Linked DNA regions of Homo sapiens: region 2 is linked to region 1. Evidence: chromatin contacts called from ENCODE Hi-C or POLR2A ChIA-PET data. All regions are on one chromosome and are shown on one strand. Each heading gives the region's core, a stretch centred on a gene start or an enhancer-like site at or near the end of the contact. The rest is flanking DNA. Distances are from core to core; before and after follow the strand shown.

The links. Hi-C counts contacts between places; a loop is a spot of excess contacts on that map. ChIA-PET counts read pairs that join two places held with the same protein, here RNA polymerase II (POLR2A). Pooled maps may share reads with other maps.
Region 2: a pooled map shows a loop between it and region 1 (13-fold over the local background). The contact joins the promoter of SIX5 here to the promoter of RPS16 in region 1. A Hi-C loop is called at or near these places in 1 of 50 pooled maps. POLR2A ChIA-PET finds 5 or more read pairs at or near these places in 2 of 52 experiments (GM12878 and PC-3).

Annotation. Positions count from the first base shown.
Region 1 is chr19:39,433,692-39,441,223 of GRCh38, forward strand. It overlaps RPS16 (ribosomal protein S16), which reads right to left and starts at 2,258. Exons shown (of 5, transcript NM_001020.6): 1 at 2,157-2,258; 2 at 1,916-2,017; 3 at 1-70. The coding sequence starts at 2,204. RefSeq lists enhancers at 1,452-2,031, 3,695-4,463 and a silencer at 2,412-2,511.
Region 2 is chr19:45,767,293-45,774,935 of GRCh38, forward strand. It overlaps SIX5 (SIX homeobox 5), which reads right to left and starts at 1,960. Exons shown (of 3, transcript NM_175875.5): 1 at 750-1,960. The coding sequence starts at 1,552. It overlaps DMPK (DM1 protein kinase), which reads right to left. Exons shown (of 15, transcript NM_004409.5): 10 at 5,349-5,460; 11 at 4,479-4,636; 12 at 4,276-4,373; 13 at 4,058-4,104; 14 at 3,679-3,768; 15 at 2,425-3,348. The coding sequence ends at 3,196. DM1-AS (DM1 locus antisense RNA) reads left to right here and starts at 504. Exons shown (of 2, transcript NR_147193.1): 1 at 504-839; 2 at 4,198-4,591. RefSeq lists enhancers at 1-314, 379-938, 2,430-2,509, 2,670-2,779, 3,220-3,299 and 1 more and silencers at 680-809, 1,260-1,479, 1,840-2,379, 2,231-2,415, 2,940-3,099 and 1 more.

The DNA.
Region 1 (7,532 bases), core at 1,008-3,507:
CCTTTACACGGACACGGATGTCTACACCAGCAAATCGCTCCTTGCCGAGAAGCAGAACTGGCTCCAGCAGCTAAAGGAATGGGGAATGAACAGGGATTTAAGTTACATGCTGGGCAGCTTAGCCATCTCACTGGGCTTCTTGTTTCTGTGGCTTCTGCCACCACTGGCCTTCAAGTACTAGTGGATGGGGGTCAGGGTGTCACTCCAAGGCCCTCTACAGACCCAGAGAAGAGGAAAGTCAAAAAAGCCAGATATGAGACTGCTGAAGTGGTGTTAAGAAATATAGGCAAGGTAAAGGGAACAAGATCTGGGCTCCCTCCTACTTGTGTCCCTCACTGGACCTCAGACACCCTACCTCTAAGACTGGTTCTTAGAAGGCTGAACAGTAAGGAGCATTCCAATAGCTTCTGAAACTCCCAAGGCTGTTTCAAGTAGTCGAAAGCCATCCCTGGACTGTTCAGGTGCCTTTTCTATTTCCCACCTGAGCTCTCTGCCCTTTCTTTGAGCCTCACAGGTTTCCAGAATTACAGTACAACCTGTCCCTGGTCCCTAGACCCTTCCCAGCTCCAGGTCTTTTACCAGTGCCTCTGTCTGGATACTTCCTTTACCTGCTTTCAGCTCACAGGTCTCCTTCCCCAGTTCTGACCACTTTGGATCAGCTTCTGGTATTGGGCCCAGTCCTTCTCCCCAACTAGGCTGGCAGGTCCATGAAGGCAAGACCTTAAGTCATCTGGATCACTGCTATGTCCCCAAAACTCAACAGAGGGTACACATACAAATCCTTCAAATACAGTGACAGCCAATAACAGTAACATTCAACATCTGCTACACAAAGGAAATCTCAGAATTTTTATTAAATTCTAGGCCAGGCATGGTGATCACACCTGTAATCCCAGTCCAGGCAGAAGGATCACATGAGACCAAGGACCAGCCTGGGCAATAAAGTGAGACCCCACGTCTACAGAAAAATATTTCTCAAATGAGCCAGGCGTGGTGATGTGCCTGTAGTCTTGGCAACCGAAAGGCTGAGGTGGGAGGATCTCCAACTCAGGAGTTTAAGGCTGCAGTTCATTAGGATTGTGCTATTGCACTCCAGGGTAGGTGACAGCAAGATACTGTTTTTAAAAAAGAACCTTATAACTCAAAAAAAATTTTTTTAACTGACCCTGCAATGTAGATATTCTTTCTTTTAAAAGTAGTAGAGTTCAGAAGGGGCAGAAATCAGACTCTGGTTTCTTTCCATTCTGAGCCAAAGAAATTGAGAGTCCCAAAAAGGGAACAGAGGAACCCCTTTTACAAGCAAGCATTTAAACAGACCCAAATTCGGCCGCACACGGTGGCTGACGCCTGCAATCCCAGCACTTCGGGAGGCCGAGGCTGGTGGATCACCTGAGGTAATGAGTTCGAGACCACTCTGGCCAATATGGCGAAACCCCGTCTCTACTAAAAATACAAAAATTAGCCGGGCGTGGTGGTGCATGCCTGTAATCTCAGCTACTCAAGAGGCTGAGGCAGGAGAATCGCTTTAACCCGGGAGGCGAAGGTTGCAGTGATCCGAGATCGCGCCACTACACTCCAGCCTGGGCGACACAGCGAGACTCCCTCTCAAAACAAATAAATAAAATAAAAAATAGTCGGTGTCCCTTCACCCTTTGGGTCCCCCCGCCCCAGTGAGGTGAGCTTCCTAACATCCCAGTTCTCAAAGCAAACCCTTAATCTTCAACAACCCCATCTCAGCTTTTACATCTTCTGAACCCCAAGCCCAGCTCTATTGCCAAATACCCCACTGTTCTACACCCAACACAACTTCTAAACATCCCGTTGCTGATGCCAGCCCCCCCAGCTTTCAAGAGCTACAACATCTCTGTCTCCAAGAGTCCTCCATCCACTCAACGCCGGTGCCGGATCCCAGCACCTTGTACTGTAGCGTGCGCGGCTCAATCATCTCCAGGGGCCGCCCGTTCACCTTGATGAGACCATTGCCGCGTTTGCAGTGCGCCACAGCTGTCGCTGTCTTCTGTAAGATACAAGAGAAACAGGGGCCCCGTGAGCTCCGGCTCCAGCTCCCATGTTACCCCCTAGATTCCTGCCCACCGACCTCTCCCAGACCCTGGCCTTCTCCTTCCCCTCCCCTTCCCATCCGGCGTCTGGCTCACCTTGCGTCCGAAGACCTGCACAGACTGCAGCGGGCCCTTGGACGGCATGGCTCCGAGCGTGGACTAGACAACCTCACCGCGCGGCGCCGCAACCGGAAAAGGAAAGCTAGGGGCCACCCTGGCCGCTTTTCAGGGTCTGCGCAGGCGCCTTGAGCACTGCGTCGCGACGGGAGAGAGCTTTACGGCTTCTGTTGCGGCTAACGGGCGGGGCGTCTGGTCAGCGGCGGGAAGGCCCTTAGGCGCTCAGAGCGGGCGGGCCCTGTGAGGCGGAAGTGGCGGGCTCTGTGGGCGGAAGGGGCGGGGCCTGGGAGTGTCGTGTGCGGACTGAAGGGAAGGCTGCGGGAGTGTGCTTCGCGTCCTCTGTAGTCGACTACCGCAGCTCTTCTTTGCATTCTGGCTCTTTAATAATCTCCCTTCGCCCTTTCTTTAAATCAGTTCCCACCCTCCCAACACCTGTAATCTTTCTCCCCTCTGGACTCCCTCCTCCCCGAATCCCCCGCATCAGAATCTTCCTTTGGAATCTACTGCAAGAAATCTGGCTGGATTCTCAGATTAAGGACTTCCAGAATCCTATCCTCCCTAGAATCCCCCTCCTTGGGGATCCTCTCCCAGAATCCTTTTCCCCTCAGAGCCCCTTCCCCTCAGAATCTCCCTTTCACCAGAATGTCCTTCCTTTCAGTTTCCTCTTCCCAGAATGTTTCCCATCCTTCTCTCAGATGGCCAACCCCAAATGTCCCTCTTAAGAGTGCTCAACTTAGACCCCCCTTTTCCCTGAATCTCCCTCCATTCGGTCCTCGTCCCCTCAGTCACCCTTCCCAGAATCTTTCTCTTGTCAGGACCCAGTACCCCTGGAATCTCCCTCCTCCAGAATCTCCCTTTCCCGGCAAATCCCCCTTTCCCGGCAAATCCCCCTTTCCCAGAACACCCCGCCCCGCAAATCCACAAAAACTTTTCTCTCAGAGACCCGTCCCTCAAAATCTACCTTTCTCCTGAGTTTATTTCCCTTCCGAGACTCCTCTTCCCAGCAACTGCCTTCCCTGGAGTTTTCCCTCCGTTAGAATCCCCCTCTCCTAAGAGACCCTCCCCCAAGAATTAACCTCTTCCCCGTCCCCACCCTAGAATCTCTCTCTTTTTTTTGAGACGGAGTTTCGCTCGTTGCCCTGGCTAGAGTGCAGTGGTGCGATCTCGTCTCACTGCAACCTCCGCCTCCCGGGTTCAAGAGATTCTCCTGCCTTAGGCTCCCGAGTAGCTGGAATTACAGGCGTCTACCACCACGCCCTGGTCGTTTTTTGTATTTTTAGTAGAAATGGGGTTTCACCACGTTGGCCAGGCTGGTCTCGAACTCCTGACCTCAGGTGATGTGATCCGCCTCAGCCTCCCAGAGTCCTGGGATTACAGGCGTGAGCCACCACGCCCGGCCGAATCTCTCTGTTTTTTGTTTTTTTTTTTTCTTTTTTTTGAGACAGAGTCCTGCTCTGTCGCCCAGGCTGGAGTGCAGTGGCATGATCTCTGCTCACTGCAACCTCTGCCTCCCCGGTTAAAGCGATTCTCCTGCCTCAGCCTCTTGAGTAGCTGAGATTACAGGCATGCACCACCACGCCCGGCTAATTTTTGTATTTGTAGTAGAGACGGGGTTTCACCATATTGGCCAGACTGGTCTCGAACTCCTGACATCAAATGATCCACTCATCTCAGCCTCCCAAAGTGCTGGGATTACAGGCGTGAGCCACCGCGCCCAGCCCCTAGAATCTCTTTCTCCAGAATCTCCCAGTCATCTTTTTCCTCTCCCCCAAATCACCCTCCACTTAAGCCTCCTCCCCACAGAATTCTCCATCCCCAGCCCCCCAACCCCACCTGAGGAACCCCAGGATTGGGTTGTCCTCTGGTTCCCCGGCAGATGTCCCTGCGTCTCACCCCATCAAGAGTCTCCCCAGCGAAGAGGTTCCTCTCTCAGAGCTAGAGGGAGCCCACAGTTGCCTCAGTTTCTCTGGCAGTACAGGGTCTGGGATCCAGGGTTCAAAAGGGCGTCGTGGTGCACCTTGCCAAAGAGGGTGGAGACAGGGAGACACTGGAGGGCAGGTCTGGGGCCAGAGGGAAAAGCCAGCCCGGAGTCCAGCTCTAAAAGGGTGAGGGGGGAGGGGGCTGTTGGGAGGGAGGAAGGAAGTACCCAGAGGCTGACCGGGAGGGACACAGACACAGCCCAAAGAAATGTAGGCACAAGTGGAGAAGAAGAGAAAGATGAAAGGCCAAGGGAGAAGAGGAGGAGAAAAGGGAGAGACCAGGACAGTCAAGAGATGGACCCCCAAAACAAGCCCAGTGACAGATTTAGAGGCAGAGAGGCCAACCCTCAGACAAAAAAGAGATAAAGGCAGGCATGATGTTTCCAAAATACTTGAGACAGAGGCCAGGTGCAGTGGCTCACACCTATAATCCCAGCACTTTGGGAGGCCAAGGCAGCAGGATCACTCGAGCCCAGGGTTCAAGACCAGCCTGGCCAACATGGTGAAACCCCGCCTTTACTAAAAATACAAAAATCAGCTGGGCATGGTGGCAGGTGCCTGTATCCCAGCCACAAGGGAGGCTGAGGCAGGAGAACCGCTTGAACCCGGGAGGCGGAGGTTGCAGTGAGCTGAGATGTCGCCACTGCACCCTAGGCTGGGCGCCAGAGCAAGACTCTGTCTCAAAAATAAATAAATAAATAAACTCTGTCTCAAAAATAAATAAATAAAATAAAATAAATAGAGCAGAGACCTCAAATATTCACTTGCAGACACAGATAAAGGCTAGCACAGGTGTTTTCCAATGAAGACACAGGCAGATGAGAGGATGCACACATTCTACCTGTACTTTTTCTTTTTTTTTTTTTAAATTGAGATAGAGTCTGTGTCACCCAGGCTGGAATGCAGTGATGCAATCTGAGCTCACTGCAACCTCCACCTCCCCGGTTCAAGTGATTGTCCTGCTTCAGACTCTGGAGTAGCTGAGATTACAGATTCTCCTGCTTCAGACTCCTGAGTAGCCCAGATCACGGGCCTCCACCACTATGCTTGACTAATAATTTTTCTTTTTTTTTTTTGAGATGGAGTATCGCTCTGTCGCCCAGACTGGAGGGCAGTGGCTTGATCTCAGCTCACTGCAACGTCAGCTTCCTGGGTTCAAGCAATTCTCCTGCATCAGCCTTCCAAGTAGCTGGGATTAAAGGCATGCACCACCATGCCCAGCTAATTTTTGTATTTATTAGTAGAGACAGGGTTTCACTATGCTGGGCAGACTAGTCTTGAACTCCTGACCTCAAGTGATCCACTTGCCTCGGCCTCCCAAAGTGCTGGGATTACAAGTGTGAGCCACTGTGCCTGGCCACTAATTTTTGTATTTTTTAGTAGAGACAGGGTTCCATCGTGTTGGCCAGGCTGGTCTTGAACTCCTTACCTCAAGTGATCCGCCCACCTCGGCCTCCCAAGGTTCTGGGATTACAGGTGTGAGCCACAGCGGTTGGCCTAGCCTGCACTGTCTTAAGGGCCTGTTGGGCAGGGGAGTTCAGGTTCTCTCGTCTCTCCAGATTGATCTTCACACATTTGCTAAGTCTCGTATCGTCCCTGAGCTTGGGAGTCAGGGAGCGCTCTGACCTAAGCCCTCCTGACTTTGGGGTCACCATCTTTCCCCAGCCTCTATGGGCACACTCCCTGAATTATCTGTGGCTTGAGTGGAGCAAGCAGGGGATGGGATGAGGGGTGGCGGGGGAGTTCCCCTCATCCACTTCAGCCTTCCAGTCTGCTCCCCCTTCCTGTACCTCTCTCTTCCAGAACCCCAGGCCAAGCACCAGAGAAGGCCTGGGAGTGAGCAAGGTGCCCATGTTGCTTCTGTGGATCATCCTCCTGCTTGTACAGCCCTGGGAGGGCCTAGGAACGCCCGCCCCTCTGCTGGAGGGAGCCTTTTTACTTCCTTGCAGCCCTCTGAAGATACCAGCGAGTGGGGAGCAGAGCCAGCAGACGGGGTGGGCCAATTGATGGGGCGTGGTAGGGGGTGTGTTTGAGGAAGGGTCAGCCTCTTTCCCTCCAAGATCTGATTCTCCTCCTTACCCCTGAACTGTAGGAAAACAAAAATGATGACACCCTCTACACCCCAGATGATCTCTCAGTGAGTATTGCATTCGCTTCTTTCTGCAGTTGCAGGTTTTGAGAGAATTCAGTGGTCTCCATGTGTGAGGGCTGCTGTGTGACCATATGAATATGTTGCGGGGAGGAAGTAGTGGGACTATCTCCTGACCCAGCCCCTAGCCTTGACAGATATATTTTGCTCACTGCTGTCTCCAACACCTAGAATAGGGAGGTATATAATAACAAATGATGATGATGACTACAGCTGCATGTAAATAGTGTTTACTCTGTGCCAGGTATTGGTTTAAATGCTTTAAGTATGTTAGCTTATTTACTCTGTACACCAATCCTATAAGATAGATAGGACCACCATGTATGGATGTGAATGTTGTACACTGCACAAGGATCCCACATCTACAAAGACAGTACTATATTCACAGGCTGGATATTGTAGATTTGCATATTTGCCAACTTGCGGCAGATGGCAGTAAAGTATCTTGTTCTAATAAAATCAAGACTTAGAAGGTAGAAGGAACTTAAGGAAGGTCTTTTTATTTTCTTTTTTTTGAGACAGGGTCTTGCTCTGTCCCCTACGCTGGAGTGCAGTGGCACAATCACAGCTCACTGCAGTCTTGACCTTTTAGGCTCAAGCAATCCTCCCACCTCAGCCTCCAGAGTAGCTGGGACCACATACACGTGACACCACAAATAGCTAATGGCTAATTTTTTTTTTTTTTTTTTGAGACACAGTGTTGCTCTGTTGCCAGCTGGAGTGCAGTGGCGTGATCTCTGCTCACTGCAACCTCTGCGTCCTGGGTTGAAGCAATTCTTCTGCCTCAGCCTCCCGAGTAGCTGGGACTACAGGCATGTGCCACCATGCCCAGCTAATTTTTGTATTTTTAGTAGAGACAGGGTTTCACCATGTTGGCCAGGATGTTCTCGATCTCTTGACCTCGTGATCCACCTGCCTCAACCTCCCAAAGTGCTGGGATTACAGGCGTGAGCCACCGTGCCCGACCTTTTTTTTTTTTTTTTTTTTTTTGTAGATATGGGGTGTCGCTGTGTTGCCCAGGCTGGTTTTGGACACCTGGGCTCAAGTGATCTTCCTGCCTTGGCCTCTCAAAGAGCTGGGATTACAGGCATGAGCCACTGTGCCCAGCTGAGTGTCTTTTTCTAGCTTGCACATAAGTACAGCATGGGATAGTGTCAGGCCTTACGGTTGGGATTATCCAGAGCCCTATTTACAGATGAGGAAACTGAGGCCCAGAGAACTGAAGGG
Region 2 (7,643 bases), core at 710-3,209, 6.3 Mb after region 1:
ACTCCAAACTCCAGGGCCTTTTGCAAGCCCTGCGTGGACACCACTGCAGAGAAGCGCTGGGGAGGGAAGAGGCCCTTGCTCTCCCCCACCTCGGCCTCGGGTCCCCAGAGGCTGAGCTCCCAGGTTGCCCTAAAAGTTCCTTGGTTGGGCGGAAAGCGGGCGAGTGGCCTGGAGAGAGGGAGCAGCAGCCGCCAGCCCAGTTCCCGGTGCCCTCCCCGCGGGGCGTCAGAGAAGGGAGAGGCCGGCGCTCAGGGTGGGAGGAGAAGGGTTTGGGTTACAGGGAAACCGGAGCTGGGAAAGGTTCACGTTTCACAACAAAGGCAGAAGACGGACCACGCCGTCCGGGCCCGGAGGGAGTGTGGGGGCGGGTGGGTAAGAGTAACGGTCAGTGAAGAAAGGGGGCTGGGAGGCAGCCCCTACGCGGAGTGGAGTGGCCACAGGCCCTGTCCTTTTTCCTCAGTCCCTCTAGTGCCCCCCGCAGTGTGATTCCCCAACACCGATGGGATTTGGGAAGGAGCTCGGAATGGAGCCGCTGGAAGAGGAGACGCGTGCGGGGAGAGGGCCCGGGCGGGTGCCTGTCCCGTCCACACTTAGTCCCCGCGCCCCGCGGGCGCCTGAGATTGTGAGCTGGTCCCGGGAGATGTCCGAGGACCTCGGCGCGCCGGCCCCAGCAGTGGGCACGGGGGAAGAGGGCTGGTGGACGGGATGTCCCCGGGAGAGCTGGACTTGCGCCGCCCGAGGCCCCTCACCTCTTGCAGGGCGCGCCGCCTCCGGCCCCGGTCCGGTCGCGCTGTCGCCGGTTCTTGAACCAGTTGCTGACCTGCGTGAGCGACAGGCCGGTGAGTGTGGCCAGGCGGCGCTTCTCGTCCGGCGTGGGGTAGCGGTTGCCGCGGTAGCAGGCCTTGAGCGCTGCGCGGGAGCGCTCCTTGAAGCAGTAGACTGTCTCCTCGCCGTCCCAGATGGTCTTGGGCAGCGGGAACTTCTTGCGCAGTCGATACTTGTCCACTGCGCCAAGCGCGCGGCCGCGGGCCCGCTCGGCCTCATGGTAGCGCGCGCGCAGGTAGAGGTCCTGCAGGAAGGCGTGGTGGGCGGCGGGGAAGGGGCGGCTCTCGAGTAGCCGGTAGAGCTCGGCGTACTCGCCCCGCTGGAAGGCCACCAGGGCCCGCGCGCGCAACACCGGGTCGCTGCCACGTAGGCGCTCGGCCGGGGGCAGTGCGCCCAGGAAGCGGCTCAAGCGGCCGGCGTGGCCCGCCTGGAGCAGCGCCTCGCAGACGCACGCCACCTGCTCGGGCGAGAAGCGGAGGCCCGTGGGCGGTTCGGAAGCGGCCTCGGGGGGCGACCCGGGGACGCCCGGGGATCCCGGGCCCTCAGCTCCCGCAGCCGCTGCGCCCGCCCCGGCCCCGGCCGCCGCCGCCGCCTCACCCTCGGCCGCCTGCAAAGTCTGCAAGAGCTGGCGCGCTTCCTCCTCCTCCTCTTCGGTCGCCGCCGCCGCCGCCACCGCCTCCCCCCCAGCCGCCGGCCCCGCGCTCGGCTCCGCAGGCAAGGTAGCCATGTTTTGCAACTTTGGGAAGTTCCTCCCTCCCTCTCTTCCTCCCTCGGGCTTTCCCCAGCCTCCTCCCCCACCTGTCCCCCCTTTTCGCCCCCACTCCCCGCTCTTCTCGATCTTCTTTCTGGCCGACCCTGCGCCCCACGCCGGGAAGGCGAGATCCAGCTCTCCACTCGGGTCTCTGTCCCCTTGTGTGTGTCCGTCCCCCTCCCGTCTGTCTGTGATTCTCCCTTTGTTTTCCCTCCGCCTCTGGCCGCGCTTTCTGCCTCCCCCCAGCGTGTGCTTCTGGCTCAGGGCCTCAGTTTCCCCATCGGGACAACGCAGAAGGTAACGGGCCGTCCAGGAGGACTAAGGGCGCGAAGCCTCCGCCCCGAGACTGAGCTTCTGCACGCCTCCGTCTCCAGGGTCCTCTGCAGGCCCCCACATTCCCCATCTCGGCCTGCGCTCCGCCCCTCGGAATTCCCGGCTCCGCAGGGGGGGCGGGTCTGGCCGGGAGGAGGGGCGGGGAACGGGCTAGAAAGTTTGCAGCAACTTTTCTCGAGCTTGCGTCCCAGGAGCGGATGCGCGTGGCGTGCGCAGGCGCAGTGGAAGGAGGATGGCCGCGCGCGCTGCCAGCCCAGCCCCCTCTTCTCGACGCTCGGTGGCACAGCTGGGCCACAGCTGGGCGGGGGCGGTGCCTCCGGGTGGCCCGCTCGCCCTCCTATTGGCCGGACGCCAAAGCCCCGCCCCGTGGCTTTTCCTCCCCCAACCCTGATTCGGCCGCTTCGCATCCCGCTAGCTCCTCCCAGACCTTCGGCCGCCTCCACACGCCTCCGGATTGGCCCGCTGCGGAGCCTCCGGCCCACAACGCAAACCGCGGACACTGTGGAGTCCAGAGCTTTGGGCAGATGGAGGGCCTTTTATTCGCGAGGGTCGGGGGTGGGGGTCCTAGGTGGGGACAGACAATAAATACCGAGGAATGTCGGGGTCTCAGTGCATCCAAAACGTGGATTGGGGTTGTTGGGGGTCCTGTAGCCTGTCAGCGAGTCGGAGGACGAGGTCAATAAATATCCAAACCGCCGAAGCGGGCGGAGCCGGCTGGGGCTCCGAGAGCAGCGCAAGTGAGGAGGGGGGCGCGGGATCCCCGAAAAAGCGGGTTTGGCAAAAGCAAATTTCCCGAGTAAGCAGGCAGAGATCGCGCCAGACGCTCCCCAGAGCAGGGCGTCATGCACAAGAAAGCTTTGCACTTTGCGAACCAACGATAGGTGGGGGTGCGTGGAGGATGGAACACGGACGGCCCGGCTTGCTGCCTTCCCAGGCCTGCAGTTTGCCCATCCACGTCAGGGCCTCAGCCTGGCCGAAAGAAAGAAATGGTCTGTGATCCCCCCAGCAGCAGCAGCAGCAGCAGCAGCAGCAGCAGCAGCAGCAGCAGCAGCAGCAGCAGCAGCATTCCCGGCTACAAGGACCCTTCGAGCCCCGTTCGCCGGCCGCGGACCCGGCCCCTCCCTCCCCGGCCGCTAGGGGGCGGGCCCGGATCACAGGACTGGAGCTGGGCGGAGACCCACGCTCGGAGCGGTTGTGAACTGGCAGGCGGTGGGCGCGGCTTCTGTGCCGTGCCCCGGGCACTCAGTCTTCCAACGGGGCCCCGGAGTCGAAGACAGTTCTAGGGTTCAGGGAGCGCGGGCGGCTCCTGGGCGGCGCCAGACTGCGGTGAGTTGGCCGGCGTGGGCCACCAACCCAATGCAGCCCAGGGCGGCGGCACGAGACAGAACAACGGCGAACAGGAGCAGGGAAAGCGCCTCCGATAGGCCAGGCCTAGGGACCTGCGGGGAGAGGGCGAGGTCAACACCCGGCATGGGCCTCTGATTGGCTCCTGGGACTCGCCCCGCCTACGCCCATAGGTGGGCCCGCACTCTTCCCTGCGCCCCGCCCCCGCCCCAACAGCCTACAGCTGTTGTTAGTCCACTCGCACGCCTCGAATCCCGTCCGAACTCGTCATTGGCTGCTTCCTAGCGGCCTGTGTTGATTGGCTGCCCGAAGATCCGCCCTCCTGCCGTGGGCCCAGCCCCGCAAATGCGCAGCTAAGCGGGTGGCAAGGGGCGGGTGGAGCGCGGGGCGCGACGGCGGAGGGGGGCGTGGGCAGCCGGACGTACCCTGGCAGGGAGCAGCAGGTGGCGGCGGTGCATGGGGCCTGGCCCCACCAGCGGGCACTGGCCCACAGCCACGGCCGGGGGGCCATCTAGCTGGAGAGAGAAGGGACAGGTGACCCGATCGGAGCCCAGCCCAGCCCTCAGCGGTGGGGCGAGAGACAGCGAGGGGAATCGAGGTTGGGGAGGTTATCTAGGGAGATCCCGGAGGGAATCTGGTGAGGCCTGAACGGAGGGAGATCTGGGGCTGAATAAAGGGCTTCTGCCCTCTAAAGTCGCAAAGACGTAGGGTGAGCCCTATATCTGGACGGGGAGACCAGGAGCCAGGGAGGGGATCTGCAGAATGGGCAGCAGGTCTGAGGCAGGGGAAAGAGAGGGGTCTTACATGGGAAGGTGGATCCGTGGCCCGGGGACTGGGGACCCCCGTGACAGCTGGAAGGAGAAGAAAGAGGCATAGGGCGCGTGGAGGGGCGAAGGAGGGCGGTGGCGCGGCGTGCCCCAGCGTGGGTCCCTTCCCTCCTCCAGGTGTCTATACACGCCCCGCGGAGCAGACGGCCCACCTCCTCCCGGTCCTCCGGGGAAGGGGACACATGAGGGACTCACCTGTGGCTCCCTCTGCCTGCAGCAACTCCATCCGCTCCTGCAACTGCCGGACGTGTGCCTCTAGGTCCCGGTTCCGAGCCTCTGCCTCGCGTAGTTGACTGTGGGGAGGTAAGGACGGTGAGTCCGTCCGGGCCGGACGAGAGGGGATGCCAAGGGTTGCCACCGGCCCGCATCCCGGCCCCGGCCCCGGCCCCGATCCCGACCTGGCGAAGTTCTGGTTGTCCGTGCGGATGGCCTCCATCTCCCGGCTCAGGCTCTGCCGGGTGAGCACCTCCTCCTCCAGGGCTTCCTGGAGCTCCCGCAGCGTCACCTCGGCCTCAGCCTCTGCCGCAGGGACAGCCGCTGGAACTGCCACTTCAGCCTGTGTATGGGGACCAGGCTTAAGGCTGCCTGTGGCTCCTGGAAGACTCAGGACTTGGGCACTGGTTCCAGGCTAGGAATCCTTGTTTATCCCCTACTCCTCCGTCCCCTCAACATTTCTGGAATCCCCATAGCTCCTGCAATGATCCAAGCCCCCTCCCTTCCCTACCTCCCTCAGCCCCATCCCTGAGTCTGGTCCTCTAAATCTACACAGGGACCAGAGGGCTGGTGCTCAAACACTAACACAACCTATGTCCCTCTGCTGCTCAAAATCCCTCCAGCTCCCTAATGCCCTCACGACAAAAGGCCTTGCTGGGTTTTGTTTCCTGCTGGCCTCTCCAGCCTTCTCAGGAATGATTCAGCCAAACTACCTTTCAGGAACAAATCAGGATTCCCACCTGCCCAAGGCCTTTGCCCTGGAGGCTCTCGCCTGACCACTTGGCACCTTTCCTTCCATGGCTTGTTTCTCCTTCACCAGCGCTCAGCTCAAAGATCGACTTCTCAGATCCCCAGCAACACACACACCCTTACTTAATGCCCCACTGTAACTACAGAGACCGTCCCATGTCTGAAGTAACCTCGTCTCTCCGTGGTTTCTGTCTGCTTCTGTTCAGGAAGTCCCTAGAGGGCTCTACAGTGCACGCCACCCGGGAAGCCCTCACCTTTTCTCTCCCAATTGTCCCTGACGGACCCCCTCCCCTCCACCAACTTACTGTTTCATCCTGTGGGGACACCGAGGGCTCCAGGCTGGGCGCTTGCACGTGTGGCTCAAGCAGCTGCTCGGCCTCCAGTTCCATGGGTGTGGGGCCTGGGACCTCACTGTCCCTGGGGAGAGGAGGAGGGAGTGGGGAGGGAGACAGAATGCTGATTCTCTGGTGGAGAACCAGAACTTCTGGCCTGTGGGTAGGGGCAGCTGCTTCCAAGACCTCCTGATTTGAGGAAGGGGAGCAGCAGAGCGAAGAGAACAGAGTCCCAGGTAGGCCAATAGCCCCTCCTCTGCTTAGGAAAAGCCCTGCCCCTCTCCTGGCCTTGGGCCCCTGGGAGCTGCTCTTTCTAAACCTTCTGCAGGGACTTGGGGTCCAGACCCCCATGTTCTAGGGTCAGCTCATCTCCTCCCTTGACATGTGACCGCTGCAGACCCCTCTTCTCAGGGCCTCAGGACAGGGAGGCCGACCTGATGGGGAGACTGCTTGGCTCTGGCCACCTCCACAGATGTGGTCCTAAGACTGGGCATGGGACCCCAAGATGGCAACTTGAGGTCAGCACACCCCACTCAGCTGTGGGAAGGGGACAGCTCCTCCCTGGGGTATGAAGTGGCTGTCCCCTCCAACCCAGCAGTCCCTCCTGTGGGAACACGGCTCAGGACCTAGCTATCCTGGACATGCGCCTGGGTTCTAATAGAGGATGGGTTCAATCCTGACCCACCGTTCAGGCCCCGCAGCGGTTCAGAATCAAGCTGGAGTTCATTAATGATAAGGTATAGTATGTGTAATGTTGTCCAGTAATAAAAGCTGACTAGAAAACCAACTGTTCTCTTAGACAAAGTAGCATGAGGAAGGGGAAAAAAACAAACCAAAAAAACACCTGTTCTCCACTATTTAAACATGTGTCAGTACACGTGTGAGCCAGGGACCACTGCCATCTGGTGAGCTCACGAGATATCAACTTCCTTTTCCTTATCTGTATTTTCTAATTTACTTGTGATAAGCAATGCATTATTTGTGTAATTAATACTTTTGTTGAGACCAGGTCTCACTTTGTTGCCTAGGCTGGAATCTATCATGGCTCACTGAAGCCTCAAACTCCAGGCTCAAGTGATTCTCCTACTTCAGACTCCTGAGTAGCTAGGACTGCAGGCACAGACCACCATGCCTGGCACGATTTTTTCAATTTTTTGTAGAGACAGGGTCTCATTATGTTGCTCAGGCTGGTCTTGAACTCCTGGGCTGAAGCAATCCGTCCACTTCAGCCTCCCAAAGTGCTGGGATTCCAAGCGTGAGCCACCATGCCCAGCCTGTAAATTAGTACTTTTTTTTTTTTTTTTTTGAGATGAAGTTTCACTCTTGTTGCCCAGGCTGGAATGCAATGGCACGATCTCAGCTCACCACAACCTCCCCCTCCTGGGTTCTGATTCTCCTGCCTCAGCCTCCTGAGTAGCTGGGATTACAGGTATATGCCACCACGCCTGGCTAATTTTGTTTTTTAGTAGAGATGAGGTTTCTCCACGTTGGTCAGGCTGGTCTCGAACTCCTGACCTCAGGTGATCCACCCACCTCATCCTCCCAAAGCACTGGAATTACAGGCGTGAGCCACCACACCCGGCCTAAATAAATACTTTTTTTTTTTTTTTTTTGAGACGGAGTCTTGCTCTGTCGCCCAGGCTGGAGTGCAGTGGCATGATCTCGGCTCACTGCAAGCTCCGCCTCCCGGGTTCATGCCATTCTCCTGCCTCGCCTCCCAAGTAGCTGGGACCGCAAGCGCCCGCCACCATGCCCGGCTAATTTTTTTGTATTTTTAGTAGAGACGGGGTTTCACCGTGTTAGCCAGGATGGTCTCGATCTCCTGACCTCATGATCCACCTGCCTTGGCCTCCCAAAGTGCTAGGATTACAGGCGTGAGCCACCGCGGCCCGCCTAAATTAATACTTTTAAATGGCCTTATTGTTATATGGCTGATTCAAAGAATTTGCATTCTTTTACAACTGATTGTAAAAGTCTAAACTTCATATTTTCCAAGTTCTGAAGTCCTGTGGCTCTGTGTACTACAGACGTAAAAGTTAATGGTTACAAGATTCTGGGAAGCCCAGTCTGTGACTCTGAGGTTTTAAAATTCAATCTAACATTTTGAAGTACATAGATCTGAAAATTTAAGGTCCTCCAACTCTGGCCTCTTAGGAGTCTTTGGGCCCAAAACAGTAAGGTTCCAAGACTGATCCTGCAACTCCATTGGCTGCCAAGGAGCAGGACCCAGGAAGCTCAAGCAGCCTCGTGGCCCCTGGAGGCCGTCCA